Regions from separate parts of the Homo sapiens genome. Here region 1 is linked to region 2. A link is a contact called in ENCODE Hi-C or POLR2A ChIA-PET data. All regions are on one chromosome and are shown on one strand. Each heading gives the region's core, a stretch centred on a gene start or an enhancer-like site at or near the end of the contact. The rest is flanking DNA. Distances are from core to core; before and after follow the strand shown.

Region 1 (5,859 bases), core at 1,950-4,449, 860 kb after region 2:
ATCCCAATCTCTTCTTCCTTAAGGAGAGAAAGAATTTTACCTGATGGTTAATTAATCAAATATAGTCGATGGGATACATTTAGTCAATAATATTCCATTTTAGACTTAGTTTAGTCAGAGAAGATTAGAAAAATGGTGTCATTGTGCATTGGTTGAATGCTTAAGTTTTACTAGTTATATTACCTCAAGCTGGTAAAATATATATGGGAAGACAACATTATGGAAAAAAATTATTATTATTTGAGACCGAGTCTCGCTCTGTCACCCAGGCTCAAGTACAGTGGTGTGATCTCAGCTCACTGCAACCTCCACCTTCCAGGTTCAAGCGATTCTTCTGCCACAGCTTCCTAAGTAACTGGGACTACAGGTGTGCACCACCACACCCAGCTAATTTTTGTGTTTTTAGTACAGACGGGGTTTCACCATGTTGGCCAGGCTGGTCTTGAACTTCCGACCTCGAGTGATCTGCCCGCCTTGACCTCCCAAAGTGCTGGGATTACAGGCGTGAGCCACCATGCCCGGCCAACTTTATGGTAATAAATTAAGACAGTGAAAGCGTGACTTACTCAAGGGCTACATATATAAAGGTGACAGATCTGTATGTATCTACTTAAATTCATGCCCAACACAGCACATGTTGGGCAAGAATTTGTGAGCTAGCTCAGCTTACAAATGGCTTAGACTAGGGGCATGTGGCAAGGGGTATGGGGTTCTACTTACAGTTTAGGGTCACAAAATAGGGCGATCCAACTCTCCCACTTCACACAAAGCCTGCCCCCTTCTCCTGCACATCTTCCATACCAGGTCCTAATCAATCAACCTAACCATCTACAGAGTAAGCAGAGTCATTAACAGTATGTTCTACTCTATTAAAACCAGACACATGGCCACTAAACAAGGTTGATCTAGGACAACCATTCCATTCAGAATGTTTTCACCAGTCTATGCCAAATGGGAAAAATGAGGGAAAGTAATGAGTTCTTTGAAAGTTAAATTCATTCAAAATTTTTAAAATTGTGTAACTTATTCCAAGGTTATGTCCTTACTATTTTGTTTTTCATGTTAAATGTTCTTATTTTACCAGTGAGAGTAAATAATAGCTGATTTATTAATATCCCATTCTGGCAAAATAAAAAGTTAGCATCTCTGTATTGGTCTTTAAAAAAAAGAAATGAAAAGCATTGAAATCCAAAGTTTGGCTAGCACTACCTTAGAATGGCTTACCTGTTGCTAAAAACTCACAGAGAGACCCATGCGGCTACTGTGTCATGTGATCAAACATTTATAAGACACAAAGCCTCATTTCAATATGTAATGCCAAAGGACATCAAGAAAAACGAATAGACAGTTTCCCAATTCAGAGCAAGCAAAGTATGCTGCCATCTAAAATCAAATAAATGTAGATTCTAAAGTACTAAACAAACAGAAATTATGCTGTCATTTTTCAAATGGTATAAAGTATTTTAATTAAAACCCAGAGGGCATGCAAAGGTATAATAATCCAGGAGACAGAGTCACGATAACACTGTTTATTGGTTTTCAACTTTCAGATCCTATCAATAGAAGCTGTAGACAAATATCCATTCTTCGTCTGAGGACAAATGACAGAGGATTTAACCATTCAGGGAACTGAAAAGAACACGGATGGCATCAAGCTTGGCCCTAGCTGACAGAGGCTCAGAGGTAGAAGATGGGAGCCGAAAGAGTGAATGCTTTCATTTTTTAAATGAGTAATTAAGTGATGCTCTCTAAGGTCAACAGAATGAGAAATGAGGTTTCCAAGAATTTGTTTGAGAAATAAGCAATGTCCTTTAAGTGGAGGGACGGAGCATGGAGAGGGAAGAGGTCTGAGAGAAGACACAGACGAGGCTGAATCAGGGAGAGAAACCCCATTGACTATAAAAGGAAGGCAATAAACTGAGAAAGAGTAGTGTTATGGGTCGAATTATGTCCCCTCAAAAGATATGTTCAAGTCCCCAGTACCTGTAAATGTGACTTAATTTGGAAACACGGTCTTTGTAAATGTAATCAAGTTAAGAGGAGGTCGTTAGGGTGGGCTCTAACCCAATAGGACTGCGTCCTTATAGGCAGAGGAAAATGCCATGTGAGGAGGGACACACAGGGACACAGAGGGCAAGCTAAGGACCGATGGCACTTCCAGGAGCTGGAAGAGGTGGGGGGTGGATCCCCCTGAGCCTTCAGAACAAGTGTGGCCATGCTGGCACCTTGATTACAGACTTCCAGCCCTCAGAACTATGAGATAATAAATTTCTATTGTTTTAAGCCACCCAGTTTACGGTATTTTGTCACAGCAGCCCTAGAAAACTAGTACAAATGGTACTACCATATATTATTTAAAGATATGAAGGTAGCCACCCAAAGAACTTTCAACAAAGCTGGGAGGGTTCAAAGGTGTTTCCTCTGGAAAGTGGGACCAAGGAAGGACAGGACCCAGGCAGGGCTGTTATTTTTTATTAAAAGCCTTCTGTGTTATTTGGCTTTTTAACCACACAGATGTCACTCTGATCATCTTTTAAAAAGTATAAAATATCTATGTGATGTTATCAGAACAAAACCTGGCCAGCTTTCTTCATAGTGGATGACAAACTCTGAGGATTGATAGCCACCTCCTCCACTTGTTCTCTGGCGTTGCCCTCCGGTCCCCCAGATCCCTATACACGGTCTCCGGCTTCAGGGGGAGCAGAGCCGAGTTGGGAGGGCATTGGCCTGGACCTCAAAGTAGCCTAAATGTCTTGGCACGTTTTGTTCACATGCCTACCATCTCCATCTCAAAATCAAACACAAATTATTTTTGGACTTTTTACGGGTTTGCGTCATCGATGATGGTGATTTTCTCTATTGACTTGGATGATTAAGAACCGACTAAAGGGAAAACAGAGAACAGTGGTGAGCTTGTCACTGGCTTCCTTTGTAGATAAAAATGCAAAACAATGCCTGACAAAGATTTCAGTAATTATGTTACATATGATCAGAAAACCTCACAATAGAGCTTCACCACAAACATTTGTTCATCACATTTTATTGAACCCATAAAAAGACATTCTAAGTGCTCCCCATGGCCCAGATGGAGGATCTTCGCACTGTGGTGCAGGCTGTGACTTCCCTGGCCGTCAGAAGTCCCATGCCCTTTGCTCACTCTAAGAAGAATGTTCACATTGAGCCCTGCAGCCTGTAATGTGGCAAAATGTTGCTGTCACCTCCCACATGAACAGGGCTATTGATGACTGTGGGGGCCTAGTGCAAAGGCACCAGCCCCCATCACAGAAAGAAAGCGGGCAGCGTGTAAGTGTCCCAAGCATGGCCCCGAGAGAAAAGCAGAATGCAAAAGGCAAACGCAGTTTGCATGCACGCAGGGCTTCGCTGAGGTCTATTTGTACCCGGCTCCCCATGGCAGCTGGGGAGCACCTTGCCGTTGGTTGGCACTGAAGCAGTGCCAGGTGGGTGAAAGCTGAATGAAATGTCTAACAGCTATCATATGGATGAACACGCAGGAAGCAGAACAAAGGAGCAGCATTTTATCAGCAGCAGAATCCTGATGGCAGTCATTGCCCAAGGGGAAACCGTTTGCTTTTATTTTCATCCTGGCCTTCAGTTTCCCTGGGTAACACCTTCCAGCCATCCCAGTGGTTACCTTACCCACCTACGTGGTTATCAGACGTCTAGACTCAGCCAGGTGTTTTCCCATTCCATATTGCAGGGGGCAAGGTCACCTCGGAATGGACTTCCAAAGGCAGGTGGGAATTACGCCAATGAGAAAGCAAGTCACAATTCAAATACTCGCTGTATGTGGGAATCTATATTGAACAGAAAGAATAAAATGACTCCATTTTTATTCTGTGAACTCTCCCTTCCAGACCCTCATACAGAAGAGAGTGTGGATCCATTTAAGGCTGACTACATTCAATTGCACACATCTGCTTTCTAATTGTCTCAGTTACCATTCTCCACAGCTGGCCTTTTCTCCGTTTTTGCTTTTAAAACATCACCTCTCAACATATTGTGAGGAAGACCAAACCCTTAGACTCAGATGTTCCAGAAACCTGATCTATTAGTTGTGTTTTGAACACGTCTGGCTACTTTTCATCTGCTTTTTTTTTTCTTGGTCACATGAACACTGCTGTAAACAAATTCTGTAGTTTGAGTTATGATATCCATCAGAAAAGCCTAACAACACTGTAGCCTTCACTACAATGCATAAGCATGAAACACCTAATTTTCCTCATTCCATACATACACACACATGCATGCACATGTACACGCACACACACAGCAATGTATCATTTGAAAACGGAGGCATAGTTCCCTAGCAACATAACCAAAAACATGGCAATATCTTTTGGATCTCCAAGTTCTGGATTTATTATGTAAATTGTTTGAGGCTCATGATTGAAGGCTTCAAGATCTCATTTTATCAAAAAAGATCTTAGCAGTTACTAGTCCATAGAACTTTCCCTGACAGCAGGGTACCTCTGCAAGGAGCTGCCCTGTCCATGAGCCAGGCACGCCCTGGTCAGCAGGGGCGGACGATAGCACAGACAGCAAAGGGCCAACCAGGCCAGAACAGTGCCTTAATCCCTAGGAATAAACATAACCCAACTTCTTAAGGGTCAGGTTCGTTACTAATGAGGCTCTGCGTTATGAAACAAACTCACGAGAGAAAGGTGATATCTAGCCAATTGATTTTAAAAATGGAAAAAAAAAAGTGGCCCATGTCTTCTCCTATTCTCCTGGCAGATAACGGGGGTAGATGAAGTGGGAGAAATAAGAGGAACAATAACTCCTTCAAAAAGAAGAAATAAAATGAAAAAGAAAAACAAACATGAGCTGGATCAGGAAAAAAAATAGGGCAAAACAAGCAGAAATGATCTTTAGATAAGAACAGTATTACATAAAACAGCACCCATAATATGTTAAAGCCACTCTGCAGTACAAATCACTTTTCCACAAAGAATTAAAAGAAGAAGAACAAATACAAAAATCAATTAAGGTCCAGGGAAGGGCTCCATTCCTTCTCGAGGGGCTGCTTCTTATCCAAACACTGGCTGATTCATGCAGGTACTGCCAGGCTGCCTCAGAGAGGGTATTTTTTATTTCTGCTTGACTTTGTCCATAGAGTGATTTTCCCATTTTAGTTTGCAAGGAAAGGTTAAGCAGGAGGAGTAGAATGTTATTCCACTTAGAAAAGAATCCAACCCATCCCAGGGCCTCAGGCTCAGTGCTTCCCTTTGGTGAACTAGTTTTCCAAGAGCCGACAACTAGCTGCTTGGTTGTGAGTGACATGAAACACTGCCCTTCCTCTCCTGGAGGAAGAAACCATCAGCATCCTTCCAACTGCTCCCACTGGGAACAAGGCAGATGGAAGAAGACCAGCACGATGCTTGATCCATAGGGAGCACGAACTAGATATTCACTGAAGGAGTAAGGAGCAAGAAATAGATCTCTGACCCAAAGTGATAAAACACCAAAGCCAACTGCTCATTTCATTAGCTGCAAGAGAGCCATGCAGGGCAGCCTTTCCTCCCATAAGACAACTCAGCGTGGAGTTGTTGAATGAATAGGAAAAAGGGAGAGCTTTGAAACTCACATAGAAATAAAAACGGTCTTAGGGGATAAACCATATTTATATTATACTACCTACGCCATTTAAGGAATGTGGTTATACATTTTCTGAAAAATAAAATGTCCTATCCTGTCTTAAAAAACTGAATTTGTATAATATTGGGTTTGCCTAAAGAGTAAAGCACATATACTAATTTTCTTTTTTGTTGTTATTTTTTCTTTTTTTTTTTTTATTTTGAGACAGAATCTCGCTCTGGAGTGCAGTGGCATGATCCCAGG
Region 2 (5,505 bases), core at 133-2,632:
GTATGTGTATGCATAAGACCAGTGCCCAGCAGTGAGCAGAGGCCATGACTGAGGCAGGAGACAGGGACTGTAGTCCCTTCAGGCTACTGAAGTCACTAGCCTTCCTCACCCTCTCTGGGGCATTTGGAAGGAGAATGTGTCTGCTTTGGACCAAGTAAGATGTTGGAGTTTGTAGACGACTGGTGGGGGAGGCTTCAAATGTGAGCAGTTTGACATATGGGAGCTCCAGCTATTAATATTAATTGGAAAAATGATGAGCTGTGACTGTGTTTATACTTGCAGCTAGTGAAGCCGACTATGCCAGAGACAGGCAGATGTTGGGAAAAAAGGAATCAGGGCATTATGAACCTTACCCGAACCAGCCTTCCCAAGAGCAGGTACTCTTGAAAATATAAAACTCCAGTCGAATTTCATCAGCCTTCACATAAAACTTCACGGCTCTCTGTTGTTCGTGGAATACAGACCAAAGGCTTTCAGATGGTCCTCATGGCTCCCCACCCTCCAGCCTCATCTCACGCTACTCTCCCCACCTCCAGCTGCACTGGTCTCTCCAGTGCACACACTGCCTACCTTGGGGGCTTTGCACATGTGATTTTCTCTGACTGCAGCATTCTTCCTGGTTTTTCCCTTGGTTAGATCCAATTCACCTCTCAGTTCAAACAGCACTTCCTCAGGGCAGCATTTCCTAACTGCCCTTTCTCCCTGAGACCAGACTGGTCCCCTTTTTAGGGGTGCTTAGAGATGCTGGAACTTATCCTTTGTGGCATTATTCCAGCTTGTAATGATAAATTTATTTTAGAATTTGAATAGGACCTGTCTCACCACCACACACACACGCACACACACACACGCACACACACACACGCACACACACACACGCACACACGCCACTGTATCCAGCAGGCAGCATGATTCCTGGCATATGTGGATGCTCAAGAAACATGTGCTGAATGAGTGAATGCAGGTGATATGCCCTGAACCCTCAGGAACACCCTTAAACCTCACTGCCTCGCCGTCATCCCAACTTCCTTACTGCGTTTTCACACGCTGACCAAAGTCCAGACAAGGCTACTATGTCCAAAGGAGAGATTTCAAAGCAGAATTCATAAGGCAAGCTAAAGGAAACAAAACTGAAGAAGCGATTTCATACAGGTGAGCCCAAGGCAATACCCTGTGAAGAAGCAACAGCACATGGTAGACTGAAATATGAGATTGTTTAGAAATTCCTTCAAGAAAAGCAAAATCTTGAGCTGACAAGATCAAGAACTCATGCTCATATCTGGGTTCCCAAAGGAAGCAGGAAAAATAAGAACCTCTAACAATGCCTTAGGGAGTCAAGGAAAATGAAACTGGCTGGGTGCGGTGGCTCACGCCTGTAATTCCAACACTTTGGGAGGCAGAGATGGGCAGATGGCTTGAGGTCAGGAGTTCGAGACCTGCCCACGGTTAGGATGACTTTGTGGATAGGCGGTCATGTTTATATCTAGTAATTTTTGCTTCCTCCAAGGCATTCTGCTTTCAGCTGTAAAAAAATGCTATGAACTAGAGTTAAACTGATTTGGATAGGCAGAGTCAATGACGGAAATATTCTTTTCATACCACAAATCTTTTCATTAGAATCAGATTTAGTCCCAAATTAAATAGTAAGTCATAGAACTTTGCATTGAAAACTTTATATCTATGATGGTTAATTTTATGTATAAATATGACTAAGCCACAGGATGTCCAGATATCTGGTTAAACATTATTTCTGCCTCTATGAAGAGACACACATTTGAATCAGTAGACAGAGTAAAGAAGACCCACCCTCACCAGTGTGCAGGCATCATCCAGTTCGTTGAGGGCCAAATACAATAAAAAGACAGAGGAAGGTTGAATTTTCCTCTCTGCCTGACAACTTGAGCTGGGACATCCATGGATTCTGTCTTACCCTCTGTGCACCTTGTTCTCAGGCCTTCAGACTTGGACTGAAGTTTATACCATCAGCCCTCTGGTTCTGAGGCCTTTGAACTACACCAACAGCTTTCCAGACAACAGATCTCCAACTTGCAATAGATCATAGGACTTCTTGGCCTCCATAATTGCACGAACCAATTCCTTATCATTAATAACTCAATCAATCTCTCTATATATGTGATGGTTAATACTGAGTGTCAACTTGGTTGGATTGAAGAATGCAAAGTATTGATTCTGGGTGTATCTGTGAGGGTGTTGCCAAAGGAGATTAACATTTGAGTCAGTGGACTGGGAGAGGCAGACTCACCCTCAATCTGGGTGGGGACCATCTAATCAGCTGCCAGCACAGCTAGAATATAAAGCAGGCAGAAAAACATGAAAAGACTAGACTGGCCTAGCTTCCCAGCCTACATCTTTCTCCCATGCTGGATGCTTCCTGCCCTTGAACGTCAGACTCCAAGTTCTTCAGTTTTGGGACTCGGACTGGCTCTCCTTTCTCCTCAGCTTGCAGACGGCCTGTTGTGGGACCTTGTGATTGGGTGAGTTAATACTTAATAAACTCCCTTTTATATATTTGTCTATCCTATTAGTTCTGTCCCTCTAGAGACCCCTAATACATTATATATTACATATATACATATAAATACATATATAATACATATAAAATATCTATCTCTATGTATGTATATTTCTCTATATACATATATTTATATGTGTGTGTATATATATGCATGTGTGTATATATATATATACACACATGTATCTACATGTATATATATGCACACACACATCTATCTATAGATCTACCTCTCTCTTTCTTTCTCTATCTATGGTTCTATTTCTCTGGAGAACTCTAACATTACATCCTTAGATTGTAACTTGTTGGCGCTATGCCCCCAAAGAGATTCCTTTCTGTGATAAGATGACACTGGTTATCCTTTTTTAGCACCTAGAGCAAGTGCAAATACGTGTGCAATGTCAGAAGGATGGGCAGCCCACTCAGTAGCTGATGGGCATTTGTCCATTATTGCTGCCAGGCCCTGTGGATCTGTGTTCATGACCATATGTTCATTATAAATAATGAAATCACCATCATGACATGGCTGAGAGATCTTTAAACCTGAACAAACAATTACAAATACAAACCCACACACACCATGTCTGAGCATCCATGGATGGTGTGGACAATGAGCAGGCATCCATGGACTAGAGGACATTCACCAAGAGGGACAGATGGTGACCACTGTTCTTCAAGAACACTACAGTCAGTCATAGGCCCTGTCACCCAAGCCACTTCTGTTTCCTGCTCAGAGAAAAGCAGCTACAGTGTAGCACCTGGGCTAGTTATTTGAAAAGCAAAGGAGTCACTCCCCCTTTGCTCCACTTGCCCGCCTTCCCCATGCTTATTTCCCTTAAGAGTTTTAATGAAAGGTTATTCAACATCAGCATACGCAGAGAGTCACAAAATGACTCATTTTAAAATACATCACTTTATTGAGTCAGTATCATGTACATGAGGGAAGGTTCACCTTTTTACATCTACAGTTCTATGAATTCTGACAAATGCATGTAGTCATGCAACCACCACCACAATCACGACATAGACCATCTCCATCACTGTAAAATGTTCCTTCCTGCTCCTTTGTAGTCAATTGTCTTCCCCACCTGAGCCCCTGGCAACAACTGATCTGTTCTCTATCCCTATAGCTTGGCCTTTCCCAGAATGTCACATAAACGGAATCATACTGTATGTAGTTGTTTGGATCTGGCTTCTTTCACTTAGCATAATGGCATGTTTTTGCATGTATCACTTGCTTGTTCCTTTTTATTGCTAAATAGTGTTTTTTTTTCTTTGCCTCGTTGTATTAGAATTTGTTTATCCATTCACCAGTTGAGTGACAGATGGATTATTTCTGGTTTTGAGAAACTATGAATAAAACTGCTGTCAACACTCACTGTGGGTTTCTGTAGTGACAGAGCTTTGTGGACATAAGTTTTCACTTCTCTTGGGTAACTAGGAGTGGGACTGCTGGATTGTGTAAGTGTCTTAGACTGTTCCAGCTGCTATAACAAAATACCGTAGGCTAGGTGGCTTATAAACAGTAGAAATGTATTTCTCACAATCCTGGAGGCTAAGTCCAAAATCAGGGTGCCAGCCTGGCCGAGTTGTGGTGAGGGCCCTCTTCTGGGTTGCAGACTGGCAAAGTCCTGCTGTACCCTCACATGGCAGAAGGGCAAGACAGCTCTCTGGGCCTCTTTTATGAGGACACTAATTCCATTCATGAGGGCTCCTCCCACCTCATGGCCCCACCTCCTAATACCATCTTCTTGGTGATTAGGTTTCAAAATATGAATTTGGGAAGACACGGACATTCAGACCACAGCATGTGTGTTTACAACACAGCAATGCATGGAAGAGCCAATGGCTCCGCATCCCCCCGGCATTTGGTGTTGGCCACAGACTGACTCTATAAGCAGTTTAAAATAGTTGCTAATGATAAGAAGTTTGTTTTATTTGTTTGTTTTCCTAAAAGCACAGCTTCTATAGGTTTTAGATCTATCCAAAGAAGTTAATAATGAGATAAAGTATGCTTCTGGGTAATTGCACTCTTACATGATGACTTTTTCCCTCTTATCATTTAATTAAGACTTTTACAATCAACATCCTTGATACCAAAGCAGTAGGTAGGATAGCAATTGGTTCTGTGTTCAAGAAGTGTTTTTAAACATTCAAATGAGCTTGCATTGTCATTAAAAGAAAGCTTTCCACTTCTTAGTGCTGTTTTGAAATGAATGTAAAGATTCCTGTGCTCTGGGAAAAAGCAAACCCATAATTAGAACAATGGCAGCCTTGGACTGTTCTCATTTCTCTTCCAGGAAATGGTTTTTTAAAAGTTATTGGTCTACATGATGCATATGGATTATCTTCTTTCAGAATGACGCACAGCCAATTTAGAATACTGAGTTGCCCCAAATTTCCCTATAACTCCCTTCACTGCCCAATCCAACCGATTTTGTTTTCTACTCAGTACAAACATGCTACAAACTAATTTTAAATCATTAGCATTGTCCAAATGGAACATAATTAGAGAATTAACACTGTTACAAAAATAATTACGTAAACCAATATAAAGACTAGTACTCATAGCTTCAGGTGTTCACTGTGTTTGGAGCGTCAGTTTTACAGTTCTTCATTCGCCTAGGAAATTGAAAATAAAATGTGTTCGTTCAGCAACAGTGTGACAGCGGAAGACACAGAGGAGGAGAGCCACTTGGGGTAGGACTCCTCTGCCCTCTTTGGCCTGTTGTCCAGCAGCGGTTCACAAGCCAAGTCAACACTATTTGTAAACTCAGCACTTTACAAACAAAACACAGAGACTTCTGTGCAGGCTTTTGCTAATTGTCCTTAGCAGCATTGTTGAATGTTTGAATTATCAGATAGACCGGGGCTGTGGGCTTAGTTTCCCTAGAATGGCTTCTAGATGTCTCTCTTGAGGTCCTCAGGCCTGAGGGCTGTGCAGGGAAGAATGAGAAGCTGTGATTTAGGTC

What was found. Hi-C counts contacts between places; a loop is a spot of excess contacts on that map. ChIA-PET counts read pairs that join two places held with the same protein, here RNA polymerase II (POLR2A).
Region 1: a map of CD8-positive, alpha-beta T cell shows a loop between it and region 2 (12-fold over the local background). The contact joins two enhancer-like sites. A Hi-C loop is called at or near these places in 1 of 168 maps with a recorded cell type or tissue (CD8-positive, alpha-beta T cell). POLR2A ChIA-PET finds 5 or more read pairs at or near these places in 1 of 52 experiments (HEK293).

What each region holds. Positions count from the first base shown.
Region 1 is chr18:63,255,993-63,261,851 of GRCh38, forward strand. All of the region lies in intron 2 of BCL2 (BCL2 apoptosis regulator), which reads right to left. Among named protein-coding and RNA genes, the nearest start is that of BCL2, 61 kb to the right of the region's middle. Within about 2 kb of position 3,200, at least 6 of the 41 ENCODE cell types and tissues checked have a DNase peak (open chromatin) inside an H3K27ac peak, as active enhancers do.
Region 2 is chr18:62,393,194-62,398,698 of GRCh38, forward strand. No RefSeq gene overlaps it. Among named protein-coding and RNA genes, the nearest start is that of TNFRSF11A, 71 kb to the left of the region's middle. Within about 2 kb of position 1,383, at least 2 of the 41 ENCODE cell types and tissues checked have a DNase peak (open chromatin) inside an H3K27ac peak, as active enhancers do.